2 separate regions of the Mus musculus genome follow, and region 1 is linked to region 2. A link is a contact called in ENCODE Hi-C or POLR2A ChIA-PET data. All regions are on one chromosome and are shown on one strand. Each heading gives the region's core, a stretch centred on a gene start or an enhancer-like site at or near the end of the contact. The rest is flanking DNA. Distances are from core to core; before and after follow the strand shown. Region 1 holds the start of Sh3gl1 (SH3-domain GRB2-like 1). Region 2 holds the start of Zfp119a (zinc finger protein 119a).

Region 1 (4,041 bases), core at 1,441-3,940, 160 kb after region 2:
TCCATCTGAGGGATGTGGGGCCACAGGCATTCAAACAGAAGGACAGCCACAGAACCCAGGCTGGCATCACAGCCTAAGGAGTTCAGGCACTGGAGGTCTCTTGCCTACTGCATAGGTCCTACCACATCAACTCCATTGCTAGCCTCCCTATGAGGTCCACAGATAGAGCTCAGATGTCTTTATCCTTAGGCAACTGCTAGGCCCTTCCTTCTTTTCAGCCCTTGGGTGACAGCACCAGCTGGCTGCTCCCTCTGGCTGGGCCTCTCCAGACTGTGGGGAGAACCTTTCTCACAGGCATGGCCCAAGCAATTCCTTACACTGTTGCTCATCTCTCTGTGGAATCTACTCGAGCCAGCTCCACACCCAGGATTCTCGGGCTGTACTGCACAGCCACAGGATTAGCACATCTGGGGCTTCTTGGAACAGAAACCGGGCAACAAACTACGTGTTCACAGACCTCCCTGCAAAGATCCAGGGCTTGCATGACTATGGGTTGCAGGCTCTGAACTACTTGTTTGAATGGGGTTTCACTACATACCCTTGGAACTAACACTGTATACCAGGCTGGCCCTCAACTTGTAACAAAACCAGGGCTTCCTGTGTGGTAGGCAAGTACTCTACCAACTAGCTACACACCCAGATCTGTTGTCATTTTGAGATATGAAAGTTCTTACTTTGAAGCCCAGAGCCCGGGTCCTATCCTATCCTCTGCATTCCGAAAGCTATTCAGGAGTTCGAGAAGGGGAGCCAGCTGCTCCAACACTGGTGGGGTCTGGCCTCTGAGCTGAGTGAGACAAGCACTGGATTGGATGCACAGGCAGAAGACAGCCTCCTCCAGCCACACTAGCATCAACCCTGGTGACCTCTAGGGTATCAGACATAGCAGCCAAGCTGGCTCCACAGGCTTCACTTGGAACTCACTTGGCTTTTGATCCTCCTGCCTCAGCGGCCAGAGGGCCTGGGGTTACAGGCCTGCCAGGCTTTCCAGCAGTGTCCCATGTAAAATGCATGTCAAGCTGAGGTCATGGCTCAGGGTAGAGCTGTTGCCAGTGTGGTTGAGGTCCTGGGCTCCAACCCCAGCAAACATCCATCAAACGAGAGAGAAAGAGAGAGCGCACTCGCGAGCACAATCGATCTAGCAACCTGGAGGAAAAGGCAGAAGAAAAGAAACTCAAAACAGACAGGAGAAAACTCAGTCACGAACTTCTGGCCACTGAGGTTTGGTGACAAACATCTGTAACTCAGCACCGGGAGGCAGAGGCGGGAGGATAATGACTATGAGGCCACTCTGGCCTGACTGAGACAGAGATGAGACAACAAGGGTTTTCTCAAGCAGAAACCTGACAGAGCTGAGGGAACAGGCTCACTTGAGCCCAGGAGTTCAAGGCAAATATAAAACCTTCAACACACAAAGGTATCCTGTCATCCCAGCGCCTGAGAGGCAGGAAGATGGAAAATTCTGGGCCAGCCTGGACTACGAGCAAAACTTGGCCTCAAAAAACCCCCCAAAAGTTCCAGAGGGACATTACACTATAGGATGTCTGAAAGGAGCGCCTGCCTGCCTGGGGTAGGGTTCTCAATGTTTATACAACGGAGGCCAGGATGCCCACCCTACAGAACTCCTGAATGTCAACACAACCAGAAAGGAGAATTTCAGTTCAGAGTCATGATCGGATCGATTAAACACTAAACCCAAACCACCAAGTACCTATAGGAATCTATAGTATGGTACAGCCAACAAAAACGTATCTTTCAAAGAAGCATACATATGTTTTAGAAATAGGGACACAAACCTGACACATTTTGTAAACTGCAGAAGCCTGGAAAATTACTTTTCACTGTCTCTTTTCAACTTGCCACAGTGTCTACCAAGAGATTTTTCTTTCATTTTTGAGACAGGGTCTCCTTATGTTACGTAACCCTGGCTGGCCTCAAACTCAGAGATCTGCTTACCTGACTGCCTCAAGTGTGCAGGGATTAATGATGTATAACACCCAGTGAGCGAGAATGTTTGTTTTTGGTTTTTTAGGTTTTTTTTTTTTCAATCCGTCTTACAGACACCGGAGAGGGAAAAGAAGAATGGGACACTGATTATTTTTTAAGCCCTGTGTGGACTTGGTTTTTTTGGATATCAACCTAGACAAACATTTTCTGTGGCCTGAGGCTATGTGGTGAGAGTCTCGGAAGCATAGCCTGGAGACTTTGGGGGGGGGGGGGCTTGCCTTCCATGCTGCGATCCCAGGAATCGAACTTACGTTGTAAAGCCTGGCGGCAAGCCCCTCTCAATGAAGCCCTTTCGCCGGCCCTCCAGAGCTTTCTGAAAGCCGCCTAGACGCGCACACCCGGTGTCCCTCTTCAAAGCACGGGGACCCGGTCTCCCCTTCCCCGCTAGCCCAAGGGAAGCCAGCTCGGCTCGTCTGCGGTCCCCAAAGGCAGGCCCGAGACCAGATCGCCTGGCCTCGCCTCACCTGGCTCGCCTTGTAGAACTGCTTCTTCAGCCCCGCCACCGACATGCCGCCTGCCGCCGTCAGGCCTCCCGCTCGAACTCCGGTTTCCGCCGGCGCCGCCGAACCGACTTCTTTCCTCCGCGCGCAGGTCGGCGCCGCCACCGCCAAATCAGCTTGCCAGCTCTGCGCCCCCGCCCCGAAGCCACCTCGGCCGGCTAGCGCGCACGCGCGGCCGGGATATTACATGGCAACCGCACACTTCCGGTGACGCCCCCATATCGCCTCACCCCACCCTACAACGGCATCTGCGCGCGCTCCGCCTCTCTGCGCGTGCGCGCCCCCTGGAGGACAGAAAGAGCATTGCCGGGGGAGGAACGGCGGAAACCCTCCCACACCAACGAGATGAGGGGGCGCCTAGAGAGGCCAGAAATCTGTGTACGTGCGCGTGTACGCATGATGCAGCTCCCTCTAGAGTCCAGGAGTAGATATAAAGCCAAAAGTCAGTTTTAATTAATTAATATTTTATTTGTGCGTGGAGAAAGCGGAGCGGAATTTGCCAGCGAGAGTGTAATAAAGACAAAGCGAGGTAAAATGGAATATCTTAGGGGCTAGAGGAACGGTTGGTTCTCCAGGTAAAAGTGCTTGCTGCCCTGGCTGACATCGGGAGTTCAGTTCCTCGCATCCACATCAGGCTGCTTGCTCATAGCTAGCTGTCTGTAACTCCAGCTCCGGGTCACAGCCCTTTCCTGGCCTCCTTCAACTGCTCTCAAGTACACCGGGTCACATATATACCCATAACTTAAAAATTAATATGAGGTATGCCAGTGGTGATGCATGTACGCCTTTAATCCCGGCAGAGGCCCAAATGCTAACACGCCACCAGCCTTCTCTCTGGGGTCCTTCCTTCAGTGTCTCCCTTCTAATAAATCGCTGAGGATACAACTAGAAAAGAGAGTCCTTTATTTCCTTCTTCATAACTTTATTTCAGAGCAGATATTGCATAACCCAGGCTAAGCCTCAAACTTACTGTATAACCAAGGATGACCTTGAACTCCTGTCCAAGCTCCTCCACGTCCCAAGTGCTAAATCACAGGTGTGCACCAATGAGCCCCACTAGAAACATATTTTCAAAATAGTTCGCTCAGACTGTAGCTATCTCCTATTTCGAGTTCCATTGGTTCATTCCTGTCATGTACCAGCTATAGGACATCATTGCTTTTTTGCGCATTAGCCCTGCAGTGAGCTTCCTCTCATCATTAAGACAGAAAGAGGACTCTAATTGAATGATATCTGTGATGGCTTGTATATGCTCAGACCAGGGAGTGGCACTATTAGAAGTTGTGCCCCTGCTGGAGTAGGTGTGTCACTGTGGGTGTGAGCTTTAAGACCCTCATCCTAGCTGCCTGGAAGCCAGTATTCTGCTAGCAGCCCTCAGATGAAGATGTAGAACTCTCAGCTCCACCTTCACCATGTCTGCCTGGATATTGCTATGTTCCCGCCTGGATGATAATGAACTGAATCTCTGAACCTGTAAGCCAGTCCCAATTAAACATTGTTTTTTTTTTTTTAGATTTATTTTATTATTATATCTAAG
Region 2 (3,734 bases), core at 553-3,052:
TGCTGTGAAGAGACACCATAACCAAAGCAATTTGTATAAAATGAAACATTTAACTGGGGCTGACTTACAGTTTCAGAGATCCAGTCCATTATCATCATGGCAGAAAGCATGGCAGCCTGCAGGCAGACAGGGCGCTAGAGGAGCTGAGAGTTCTAAACCTTGATCCAATTGCAACCAGGAGACTTTCTTCCACAGGCAGCTAAGAAAAGGCTCTCTACACTGGGTGAAGCTTGAGCTGTAGCAGACCGTAAAGCCTACCCTCTTAGTCACACTCTTCCTCTAACAAGGCCACACCTCTTCCGATGAGGCTCTAACCTCCTAATAGTGCCACTTCCCACGGGCCAAGCATATTCAAACCATCACAGGCTCCTAGTCTAGCAATAATTCAAAATGTAATTATTCTCATTTCAAAGATCTCCATATTATATCACAGTCCCAACACTGTTTAAATGTCTAAAGTTTCGTCGAATACTAAGGGCAATCTCTTGACTTTGACATCATATAAACTCAAAATATACAAATTCTATAAATCAAAATAAACAAAAAGTATAACTTCTCAACATGCATGGGCTCAGAATACACTTTTCCTTTACAAAGAAGGAAAGATTGGACCAAGGCAACCCTGTGGGGCATAAATCAAATCATATAGGCAATGAGAATAAGAGCATTTTTGTGACATCTGAACAGAAAGAGAGAGCAAGATTAGAAGGAGAATACAGAGTGGAACAACTTAGAAACCATAGATAACATAAAAAAAAAAAAAAACAACTATGAGAGCAATGTACAGAATGCAGAGGGAAGAGAAAAAAAAAAGAGCTGCAGAGAGCAGAAGGAGCAGGCAGACTTCTCCTTACTATGGGACAGAACAGGTCTTTTCTAACTAACAAGGAAGGTTTGGTCTTAGTAAATAAAGAGAACAAAGCTTTACTCCTCTACACTAACTCCTCTAGAGGGGTTACAGGCTTCCTTAAAATAACCTTCCCTAACTTGTCTAAGAAGAAATTAAACAATTGGAGGCCTGCAAACTCAGGTTTAAGTGTGTATCTTTTCTCTGATTGCTCGCTATTATCCCTTGTTTCCCTCCCCACCCAGTTCTCTCAGAGAACCGGGAAAACCTGCCTGCACAGTACTTCCTGGGAAAGAATAGAGATCAACAGAACATGAGAGAAAATTTAGAAAGAAAAGAAAAAAAAACACACAACTAAAATAGAGTAAATGTTGATGAAAGAGGCCAGGAAACCCAGTGAGCCTGGCCTTACTAACACACGTTACTGGACGGTCAAGGCATCTACAAGTCTGTGTCGATGGCAAACACTTTGCATCTGCACAGAATTAACTGCGGACGGATCATACATCAGAACCTCAGGTGCCAAGTGCAGAACTTGTAGAAGACACCGGAGAAACTAGGGTTCTCCATGTCAGCACATCTGCCTTCCCTGGACACAGGAAAAGCAGCTGAGGCGCTCACTGCATGGTGACGTCAGCAACAAGGATGTTTTCACTCCAGGACCCGCGCCCCACACTCTGCGCAGGCGCAGCCCGGGATCGAAGTCAGACGTCCGGCTTCCGCTCCGGAGGTGCAGGGACCTCAGGTGAACAAACGCAATCACGCCGGGCGGCGAGTCTGACCGCCGGTTCCCGCACCCCGGGAGGAACCCCACACAGTCTCCCAAGGCTCCTCCCCGCGTGGGGACGGCGGCCCCGCTCACCATGGCGTGGAGACCGAGCTCGCCCCGCTCTCCTCACAGCTCCCGGCAGCGGGTGGCAGACCAGGACACGGAACCACAAGAGCCTCCCTCAGACCCGAGCCCGAACCTTTAGTATTAGGGAACGGAAGTGCTCTCCCCATTCTGGCTAGCGGATCCATGCGGCCGTGATTGGCTAGTAAGGAATGAGTGACAGCTCCCCTAGTCACCGAGGGCTGTGAAGTATCACAGCACAGTGGTTCCCAGTCCTGGTGTCCGCTCAGGCACAGAACTGTCTCAGACGCGGAGAGACAGGCATTGCCATAGAACTTGCGCCTGTTAGCGTACAGGCAGGTCCACAAGCCTACTCTCGGGGACCTAGCAGAGACTTCTGTCATCAGATGCCATCACCTGCCGATGCCATCAGGCGCGCCCGGTCTGTTTCAGGATGAATGTATCCACCCACCAGCCACCGGAGCTCTCTCCCTACTCGGCAGGCCGTCTCTCTGTTCCCGGTGTGCGCTCCTTTCTCTCTCTGCCTGTCATATGCCCACTTCTCTGCCTCTGTCCCTTCGCCAGGACCTCAGTCCCCCAACCCCCACCCCCCAATAAAGCTTTTTTACACCAGATGCATGGCGTAATTTCTCAGGACACACTTCAGCTCGATCTGCCAAAGCTACTTCACCTCACTCCATTATGTTTCCTAACAGCAGGACTGCACAGTCGTCCCTGCTCTGCTGCACTCAGGAGGCTCCTTAATCTAGGCACAAGGTCTCTAGCATACACAGATCACTAAACAACCTCAAGTGGAGTGATCCACCTGCCTCACAGCCAAAAGAGCATCCAGACTATCCAGGTCAAATTTAAACCTCCTGGTTGATATTCACCAGGCATCATCCATTTTTAAAAAGACTCATCTAAATTGCTCACACTTCTTTCAGCTAAACACTGGTAGCCAAAACACTAACACATTCCCAGCCTTTAGTGGTTGCACTGGCTCATTATGCCAGCACTTGGGAAGTGGAGTCAGGACATCAAAAGTTTAAGCCTAGTAATTCCAGGACAGCCAGGGAGGATACACAAAGAAATCCTGTCTCCAAAAAAAAAAAGTTTAAACCAGCTTGGTCTATGAACCCAAACACCAACTATTCTGGCCCCCAAAGGGGAGGTGACCAGGGTGTGATCAAGTGACCATAGGTGTGTGGGTTCATTTCTGGGTCTTCAATTCTGTTCCATTGATCTACCTGCCGGTCTCTATACCAATACCATGCAGTTTTTATCACTATTGCTCTGTAATACAGCTTGAGGTCAGGGATAGTGAATTCCCCCAGAATTTCTTTTATCATTGAGAATAGTTTTCATTATCCTGTTTCGTTTTGTTTTACTTTTTTTGTTATTCCAGATGAATTTGCAAATTGCTCTTTCTAACTGTGTGAAGAATTGAGTTGGAATTTTGATGGGGATTACATTGACTCGGTAGATTGTATGGGGCAAGGTGGCCATTTTTACTATATTAATCCTGCCAATCCATGAGCATGGGAGATCATTCCATCTTCTGAGATCTTCCATTTCTTTCTTCAGGGACTCGAAGTTCTTGTCATACAGATCTTTCATTTGCTTGGTTAGAGTCACACTAAGGTATGTAATAGTACCGTGACTATTGTGAAGGGTGTCATTTCCCTAATTTCTTTCTCAGCCTGTTTATCATTTGAGTACAGGAAGGCTACTGATTTGTTTGAGTTCCTTTTATATCCAGCCACCTTGCTGGAGTTGTTTATCAGCTGTAGGAGTTCTCTGGTAGAATTTTTGGGGTCACTTAAGTGTAATATCATTATCATCTGCAAATAGTGATATTTTGACTTCTTCCTTTCCAACTTGTATCCCTTTCATCTCCTTTTGTTGTCTAATTCTCTGGCTAGGACTCCGAGTACTTTATTGAATAGGTAAGGAGAGAGCGGGCAGCCTTGTCTAGTCCCTGATTTTAGTGGGATTGCTTCAAGTTTCTCTCCATTTAGTTTGATGTTGGCTATTGGTTTGCTGTGTATTGCT

The links. A loop is a pair of places that touch in the nucleus more often than their neighbours do. ChIA-PET counts read pairs that join two places held with the same protein, here RNA polymerase II (POLR2A).
Region 1: a loop to region 2 is called in a map of adrenal gland, with 6 times the contacts of the local background. The contact joins the promoter of Sh3gl1 here to the promoter of Zfp119a in region 2. A Hi-C loop is called at or near these places in 1 of 37 maps with a recorded cell type or tissue (adrenal gland). POLR2A ChIA-PET finds 5 or more read pairs at or near these places in 1 of 5 experiments (Patski).

What each region holds. Positions count from the first base shown.
Region 1 is chr17:56,033,947-56,037,987 of GRCm38, forward strand. Sh3gl1 (SH3-domain GRB2-like 1) reads right to left here and starts at 2,691. Exons shown (of 10, transcript NM_013664.3): 1 at 2,469-2,691. The coding sequence starts at 2,513.
Region 2 is chr17:55,877,151-55,880,884 of GRCm38, forward strand. It overlaps Zfp119a (zinc finger protein 119a), which reads right to left and starts at 1,803. Exons shown (of 4, transcript NM_144546.6): 1 at 1,710-1,803. The coding sequence starts at 1,712.